Regions from separate parts of the Homo sapiens genome. Here region 1 is linked to region 2. The links are chromatin contacts, found by Hi-C or POLR2A ChIA-PET in ENCODE. All regions are on one chromosome and are shown on one strand. The core of a region is the stretch at or near the end of the contact, and the rest is flanking DNA. Distances in the headings are between cores, read along the strand shown. Region 1 overlaps MCC (MCC regulator of Wnt signaling pathway). Region 2 overlaps MCC (MCC regulator of Wnt signaling pathway).

Region 1 (4,378 bases), core at 682-3,181, 110 kb after region 2:
TCCAAAAAAAAAAAAAAAAAACAAAGAAGAAACTACTGGCCCACAGCAGTGTGGTATCCCACCCTCCATAAATCTAGGGCCCCAAGTCAGATGAAGTCCTAATCCATGGCTCCTTCTTGGTGACTTTAAAAACCCAAGAACCAACTAGCTTTTGCTTTTCTCCCCAGCTATAGGTTTTGCTTAACATATTTCTTGCATTTCAGAGTCAATGCTTTTGACATCCTCATTTTCCAAACTTTTATGAAAACTTGAAAGAAATATTAAAAATATGCTCTAGATTTTATGTCAAGCCTTGATTTTTAGGTGCTCCTATAACTTCAAAGTAATTTAATTATGCAGGAAGGTTGGTTTAGTAAAGGTTCATTAATGCCCAAGACAACATGCCTTTCTCCTTAAAGGGGAAAAGTCTTATTCTGCTAGAGGGCTAGATTAAAATCAAGCAAGTTTTTACACTTAAGCTAATTGAGACCAGGGGAGCCAGGAATGAAGTGGTTTCCTGTCCCGCCATCCAAGTAACACGCTGTCAGGCAGGCTACACTCACTCCAGCCAATAAAGGGGCAACGGCAGCAAGGAACGACCCCACAACCCCATTTTCATCGCTCCTCTTTCCCTCCCAGTTTTTACTGGCTGCCAGCACAACCCAGTCAACAGCAAGCTTTCCTTTACCACACAGGCTTTCCTCCTTCCCTGAACCTGCTCAACCCCAGCCTCCATTACAAATTTCCCCATTAACCGAAGCCACCAAAATCTGCTGTCTGCCTTCCTTGCCTTAGACACTTCTGAATGAATTGTGATTAACTGATTCAATGTTCAGTTTTGCAAAAGGGGGAAAAAAAAAAAGGAAGGATGGGGAAGAAGCTCAAAACAAATAAAGCAATCCCGGGGTTGTGCTGGAGTGCACACGGAGCTTCTATAGGAAATGACTTTTTACTAGTCCCTTAAAAAACTTGCTTAGGCCAAGCAGCCACTCTTTATCTAGATTTGCCAAAATCTGTTCTCCAGGACTGATAACCTACACTGGGGTAGCTCCGACACTGGGTTTACTTTGAAAGATTTTCTCCAGTTACCGCCAGCTGCCTATCTGTTTCGACAATACGTACATAGTTAGCCTACAGGATCATCACTGTCATTCTTTTGGACATGTTCATTTATTAGCAGTCATTCAGATACGCCGACAGTGTATTTGCAGGGGACACAAAAACACACACGCTTATACACACATGGTATGTTAGATGTTTAAGACTGGGAAAAAACTTAAGTCAAACAACACATAATTAGCCTCTGCTTGCAGAGATGAGACAGTTTATCAGACTTTATGACTTCTGTTCCCATTCCCCAGCTCCCCCATATACCTTCTACTTTCCCCTCAGCCCCAATGCAGATGAAAGTTTGCCCTTTATTTAAAAAAAAAAAAAAAAACTTTTTCTAGGGGTATAGAAGCTTCAGACTTTTGAACTTTATGGCGTCCGTGTTAGAAGAGTGACTTGACATATTCTCAACCCTGTTTTTCATCAACAATGCCTGCTCACTGCCAAGTTTAGATGTGACTTTAAATTGCACCCAATCCGGCAAAATAATATTTCACTGCTGGCTACCAGTAAAGCGCATACAATTTTCCCTTTCAGAACTTCTGAGCCACCAAGCCAGGAAATCTTTTGGTGACCACTCCCCTTCCCATTTGTAGAGAGAAGCCAATACTCAGGACCAGGGGCTGGACTTGGGGAATACAAGGGTTCCTGCATTTCAGCCAGGGCTCCCTCTTGCCCCACCGGGAAACTACCCAGGGGCCTGAACCTGCAAGAGGTAGACAGGCACTGTGAGCTGGGCCAGTTGCCCCGCTTGTGCTCCTACCTTGACATGTGCTCTGGTCCTCCTTGCCCAAGAGGTGTGGGGATGGGTGTGGTGGAGGCACAGTCCGGGGTTGGTCTCGCCTGCCGCACGCCTGTTCAGTAGCCTTTTAATGAACTCAGTGACTCAGCGCTGTCCCTCCCCCACCGGCCTCGGATCTCATTCCTCTCAATCGCACTGATGCCCATGTGACAGCACGTTGTCTCCACCGAGACTAATCCCTTATCAATAAGAGCTTTCAGCACGGCCCAGACCAGATTACTCTGTCTCACAACCACTTTGCTGACCTGCCCGGGGGGCCACCGAATACTCCCCGAGCGCATACTATTTACAGAAGAGTCAAGATAAGCCGGATCACTTGGCGTGATTATTTCGCTTCCAAAGTTTGTGGCTTTAACAAAGCAAACCCACATTCAACCACTCAACCAGGCGCCGTGCAAGCCACCAGAATGAAAAAAAACAACGCTGGATCTTACACACATGCAGTAATCAAAATATTACAAATAAAGGCTACATGTGAAATGATAGGTTAAGATGCGCTCTAGACACCAGATGTATGGAGTTTGCTATTAGATTTCTTTGCCATAGATCCAGCGCAAGGCAACATGGCATTTCATTGTCAGATTAATGTGGACATAATAATTTATAAGAAGGCTTTAAAAAAAGTCACCAAGATTGGTCCTTAACTTTGCCCATTCAGATTCTTAAGAGCAAACCAAATTTGAGGAGAGATGCCGGACGCCAAACTGAGTACAGGCTCAATATCCCCTATTTTCCGTCCTTCCTTTTCCGGCAATTTTTATCCCACTCATCTCTATCCACAGCCTTTCTGGGCAGCTGAGATGAATAAGAGGAATGAGTATAAAGCCTACAAACACGGTCAAGGAGATGACTGGGAGTAACTACATCTGTGCCTAGAGAATGGTCTTGACGGTTTGCAAGAACCGTTTCATCAGCATTATGGGCAAGAACAAGAAGGCCAAGGCATACTTAAAATCATCACAAAGCCTCTTTCTAGCACTAAATGTGAAGTAATGAAGCCATCACACAGCAGATGAAGGCCTTTGCACACAAAGCTCTCTTCCTCAGAAAAGCTCTATTGATTGATCTTGAAATACAGATTTTTAGTTCTAAAACTGTGTGGATAGCTAGTTAAAATTCACTCTCTTTCCCTCCGAAATGCATTAAAATTCTAAAACATGCACCAAATTCTAAAAATTAAGAATTCTAAAATTCTAAAATATACACCAAATAAAATTTATTTTTAGTATTAAAATACCTGATGCTCATTTCATCAAGTCTCTGTTCTCTCGTCTCTGTTCAACGCAGTTAGGCAGATCTGAGGGTGCTGCGGAGAGTATCTGAGGAGAAATGCCAGGCAGAGAGCGAGCAGGCCCTGAGCTGCAGAGACAATGCTCCAGGCAGAAAACCATGGCTGGCAGGAAACCAGGAGAAATTGTGCAAGCGAAGAGCCATTCCAAAGCTGTTCTCTGTCCCACGGTTATGATCACAGGGGAGGGTAATTGCATCTACTTCTGATCATATTACCTTTTGCCATTTGTCAGATAGCAGACCTCAAATTCAAGGTGGATTAGTCTGGAAAACTAAACAATCAGTTTTGAAGTCTTACTTTTATATCCATCCACTGATCAATGCAAATATGAATAGTACAGAAAACAGTCAAACACCTAATGAAAAGTGGAACCCTGCAGTAACTCCCCCGTATTCAACAGATGACAGGGCTAATGCAGGGAGTTTGGGGCTATGGACTGGTTTTATAGCCAAAGCCACAGATAATTCCATCACCAAAGACTGCTTCCTACTTTTGGTGAAGGAAGCAGGTAATTTACATGCCAGTCTCAGTTTTTTCCTCCTTTCTCTCTCCCTCACCCCCTGCCTTACTGGTATTTTTCTCTATGAGTTCCCTTGATGTATTTTGTGTTGGAGGACCCAGCCTGCAGCTTTCACAGGAAGGGCTGATGCAGTGAGAAGAGCAGGATCTAAGAATCAGAGGAGGTGGGTTTGAGATCTAGAATAAACAGTTAAAGGCCTAGAGGCAAGGAGCTTCACTTTTGAGCCTTAATTTCCTCAGCTTTAATGAGAACACTACCTGCCCTGCTTGCTTACTAAACAGGACTGACCTGGTGGTCAGGTATGGAATGTGGGCTTGTATCATAGAGAAGGTGGACAAAACAGGATGGAGAAAACAAAGTCTGAGCCCCTGCTCTGCCATGTCCCTTGTGGGGCTTCCCTTCCTCTTCTAGGCTGCATTTGTAAAATCTGCTCTGTGTATCTACCAGGGTCAACAGGAAACTTAAGCAATGCATTTGAAGATAAATATTACAAAACTGACGATGCTATCAGAGGGCATGTTCTTACCAGTCTGTCCAAAGACTATGTTTTAAAAGCATGAATAGCTCTAAAGTTGAAAGAAAGTCTTAAAGAGTATTTTTATATTACACTATAGAAAAATATCTTATTTGCTTTAAATAACGGGAATCTAAGTTTCAAGTCAGCAGATTAGAGGTG
Region 2 (4,429 bases), core at 537-3,036:
AGGCAGAAACATAGTTAATAGAGTTCTCACTTTTATTCTCACCCATTGTAGTGGGTTGGATTATGTCTCCCCCAAAAGATATGTCCAAATTTGAATCCTCAGTACCCGTGAATGTGACCGCATCTCAAAATAGGGTCTTTGTAGATATAACTAAATTAACGATCTCAAGGCAAGATAATCTGATTTGGGTGGGCCCTATGTGCAATGACTGGTGTTCTTTTAACAGAAAAGGAAGGGATATTTAAGACAAAGACAGAGAGACACAGGGAAGAAGGTCCTGTGAAGATGAAAGCAGAGATTGGACACAAGTCAAAGAGCACCAAGAGCTATCAGAAGTTCGAAGAGGCAAGGAAGGATTCTCTTTCAAAGCCCTTTGAGGGAGTGTGGCTCTGCTAACACCTTGAGTTTGGACTCCTAGACTCCAGAACTATGAGAGTTTGTAGTAATCCAAATACTCCTTCTTCATTGAAGACTTATTTTTTTGAGACACGGTCTCACTATGTTGTGTTGCCCAAGCTGGCCTCAATCTCATGGGCTCAAGAGATTTTCCCGTTTTAGCCTCCCAAGTGGCTGGGACTACAGGGGCATGCCACTGCACACGGCTATTTTTATTGAAGGAATTATGTTTCTCTCTACAAAATATATATTTTGGAGTCAAGAGATAGCCAAGAACCAGGGCTAACCTGAGGCAGGGACTGACACTTGCGGGAACATCATTCAGCACCCTTCACAGCCTTTCTCAACTGGGGTTCCTCAACACCAGAACATGACCTGAGAGGCTGTTTTTTCACTTCTCCTGAAGTTACTGCGTGTCTGGTAAACATTATGATGGGAAACATGCTCTGAAAGAGGGGTATCAACAAGGAGTGTCAAAGTGCAGAAGAAGAAACCTGGCTGGCCTCTGCCTTCCTAGAGCAGGCAACGCTAGAACTCAATCTTGAAGGCTGAACTGTTCAACAAGCAAATAAAGAGGAAAAGATAATGGGGAGACTCTGGAAGGTTCAAGTAGGGAAATGACATTAAAAGGTTGCAGTTGTTACCCTCTGGTATTTCTTCAAGGGTTTTGTAAAAATCATTTGATTAGAGGAGAAAATGGACTGAAGTAAGGAAGAAAAAGTTGGTGAGCCAAGAGCTCTACTGATGGTTCAGATAGGAAATTATGAGGGCTCAAATACAGTCAGCGAAGTGGGAATAAGGATGGCAAAATACACTCTAGACCAGTACTATCCAACAGAACTTCCTGTACAGACGGAAATGTTCTAGAGTGGCACTATCTGCTATGGTAGCCTGGTGCCACACGTGGCTGTAAGCACTTGCAATGTGCCTGGTGTACTCAAGGAACTGAATTTTTAATTGTATTGTATTTTACTTTATTTAAATTCAAATCTAAATGGTTGTATGTGGCTAGTAGCTACTGTACCCATCAGTGCAGTTCTAAAAATATTCAAGGAGGTGAAAAAACAAACAAAACACCCAAACTTGTAGCTGGGGTGATTCAGTGGATCATGGAGTTACTTAGCAATGAGAAAGAAAAACATAAAGAGAAGCTGATCTTTTCGGAAAGAAATGACCAGAGCTGACAATGTCCGGAGCTGACAATGATATCAGCTTTGGACATGCTGAATTTGAGAAAACAACTGGGTATGTAAGAGAGGGCTTATCAGTCAACAATTAGAGATGTAAGTCTGAAGGAAAGCAATTAGAACTGGATAGATAGATTTAGGAATGCTGGGCATGGATAAGGTCCAGGAAGGAGGTGTGGCAGTGTGGTGGGCAGAGTGCCTGTGTGGAGCTGGCAGGAGTGGAGGGTCAGTGGAGGACAGGGAGATGGGGACACCTTTTTCTCGGGGAGAAAAGGAAAGGAGGTGAGGACGGGCAATAACAAACGTGATTTGCAGACTGTCAGGGGAAGATGCGAAACAGGGACTCCCATCTGATGGCTTCTATTTTCTCTGCTAGGCATGAGGGGGGAATGTCAGAAATGAGAAAGGAGGCTGACCTAGGACCAAAAAAGAAAAAAAAAAAGGAAGCTTACACAGCAGCACTGACAGCTCAGTTGAGCTCTCTTTGAAGACAGTAGACTGAAGAACACATTGTTTTCTTCCAACTCTAGAGACCTCAATAAATAATAGTACAAAATAAAAAAGGATTAAAACCACAACGGAGATAAGAATGTGCCTGGGGCATTGGCCGAAACAAAATTTGGACACGTTCCTCAACGGCCAAGTGAAAAGAAGAGCACTGATGAAAGACACAGAATAAAAAAAGTCTATAATGTATACAAAGAGAGGCAGCCAGTCTACCCAGAAGGACGATGGCAGACTCTAATTCAGCTTTGGCAGAGAGCAGGAAGGACAAGAATGAGAACAGAGGCTTTCAGAGGTTAACAGAGGTTGCAGCTATGTAACTGTACACAACAATTGAAACTTCCCGGCATATGACAGCTTCAGCTAAAGTCAACAGGTGCTCCTATTAAAAATGCATAGAAATCCTGCATTAAAAAAGGAACAATGAGAAATAAATTCATTGCCAAGGTCAAAAGACAGCAAAATCTCCAGATGCCAGAAATGAGAAAGAAGGCTGAAGGAGTTGCCAGGAGGTGGTGCCACCGCAAGCCCAGGGGCTGTGAGCAGGGCACAGAATGAGAGCGTGGGAGGGAGGAGATGGAGGGCGCCTGCTAGTCTAGCTGCTTGAGCTGATCCCTCTGCCTCACGCCTGGAGCCTCTCTGCTCGACCCATAGGTGAAAAGCTGAAAGTGCTGTCCACAGAAGGAATCCTGAGGCTGTGCAGCGGAGTCAACCTTCAGAAACCAAAACCCCAGACCAGTGGCACCTTTGGGTGTGAGGTCCAAATTTATACTATCTGCATACTGTGGGACTCCAAACTTGACATGAACACTGGAAACTGGTTTGGATTTTGCCAGGCCACCCACTGCCTCAGAAACTGCCTAATTTGTAAATCGCCCAGTATCAAGAGAGAACAGGAGACTTAGGCTTCCCATGACTGGGAGCCCAGGTCCACAAAGCTGCCAGACACAGAGTGAGGACAACTACAGAGAGCAAAAGATAAAACAAGAGAGCCAGCAGTCTGAATCAGGAGCTGAATTCACCCTAGGGGAAATGAAAATAAAGCAACTGGTAAACCACATCACAATAGGTACACTGAGGAACCTTAAAGAGATAAGGGGAATAATTTCCTTAAGATTAAGAAATAATGAAACAAAAATAGACACCAAATCTTAAAAGCCTTCTTGTGGGGCTAGGCACGGTGGCTTTGGTGGTAATCCCAACACTTTGGGAGGCCAAGGTGGGAAGGTTGCTTGACCCCAGGAGTTTGAGACCAGCCTGGGCAATAGCGCAAGACCCTGTCTCTACAACAACAACAACAACGAATCAGCCAGGAGTGGTGCGTGAGCCAGTAGTCCCAGCTACTCAGGAGGCTGAGGTGGGAGGATTGCTTGAGCCTGGCAGGTCAAGGCCATGGTGGGCTAGGAGGATCACACCACTGGACTCCAGCCTGGGTGATGCAATGAGACTCAGACACACACACACACACACACCACACAAACACACACACACACACTGCCTTCTCATGGGATAGAGGCATCTCAGGTTCTGTGGGTCTGTGGGTGTTGTTCTGTTTCATTCACTACTGCATTGCCAACACCTTCAACAGGGACTGACACAGTCTCAATAAAATCTATTGAATGCCACTAAAAAACCTATCACCTTAAAATCTAATGCCTACTTAGAATATTGTGGTAGGCTGAATGATGGCCCCCAAAGGCATCCACGCCCTAAACCCCGAGAAATGTAAATGTAGCCTTGTACGGCAAAAGGGAACTGAGATGGGTAGAGTATCATGGATCATCTAGGTGGACTCAGAAGTCACAAGACCCCTCTAAGAGGGAAGCAGGAGTGCCAGAGTTAGAGCTCTGAAGATGCTATGCTGCTGGCTTGGGAGATGAAGGAAGGGGCATACTCAAAGGATGCAGGCTCCCTCTAGATGCTGGAAGCGACAAGGAAGTATATTCTCCCCTCCAGCCTCCAGAGAGATGCAGCCTTGCCGACACTTTCATTTTAGTGAATGAGATGCATTTTGGACTTCTGACCCCCTAGGACTGTAAGATGATAAATTTGTGTTGTCTTAAGTCACTAAGTTCATGATAATTTGTTACAGCAGCCACAGGAGATTACACAGCTATTATCAAGAGTGTGGGCAAAAATAAAGACCCTCTCAAAGATTAAGAATCTATCACCTATAGATCTTTGCTGAAAGAATTTCCTAAGAATACATGATTTTCAGTACCAAAGAAAATTAAACCTGAGAAAAAGAATGAGATGAAAGAAACAATGAAAGTACAAGAGCTGACACTGACGTAGGTGGTGAAATACTCCTTTGCTGCTGTTGGGCGGATGGGCTGGCCAGA

What was found. Hi-C counts contacts between places; a loop is a spot of excess contacts on that map. ChIA-PET counts read pairs that join two places held with the same protein, here RNA polymerase II (POLR2A). Pooled maps may share reads with other maps.
Region 1: a map of heart right ventricle shows a loop between it and region 2 (4-fold over the local background). The contact joins two enhancer-like sites. A Hi-C loop is called at or near these places in 11 of 168 maps with a recorded cell type or tissue (Right ventricle myocardium inferior, Right ventricle myocardium superior, heart left ventricle and 3 more) and 10 of 50 pooled maps. POLR2A ChIA-PET finds 5 or more read pairs at or near these places in 3 of 52 experiments (AG04450, BJ and Panc1).

What each region holds. Positions count from the first base shown.
Region 1 is chr5:113,201,385-113,205,762 of GRCh38, forward strand. All of the region lies in intron 3 of MCC (MCC regulator of Wnt signaling pathway), which reads right to left. Among named protein-coding and RNA genes, the nearest start is that of DCP2, 230 kb to the left of the region's middle. RefSeq lists an enhancer at 1,827-2,368. Within about 2 kb of position 1,932, at least 9 of the 41 ENCODE cell types and tissues checked have a DNase peak (open chromatin) inside an H3K27ac peak, as active enhancers do; they include heart left ventricle and heart right ventricle, where a contact is called at or near this core.
Region 2 is chr5:113,088,345-113,092,773 of GRCh38, forward strand. All of the region lies in intron 8 of MCC (MCC regulator of Wnt signaling pathway), which reads right to left. Among named protein-coding and RNA genes, the nearest start is that of DCP2, 110 kb to the left of the region's middle. Within about 2 kb of position 1,787, at least 6 of the 41 ENCODE cell types and tissues checked have a DNase peak (open chromatin) inside an H3K27ac peak, as active enhancers do; they include heart left ventricle and heart right ventricle, where a contact is called at or near this core.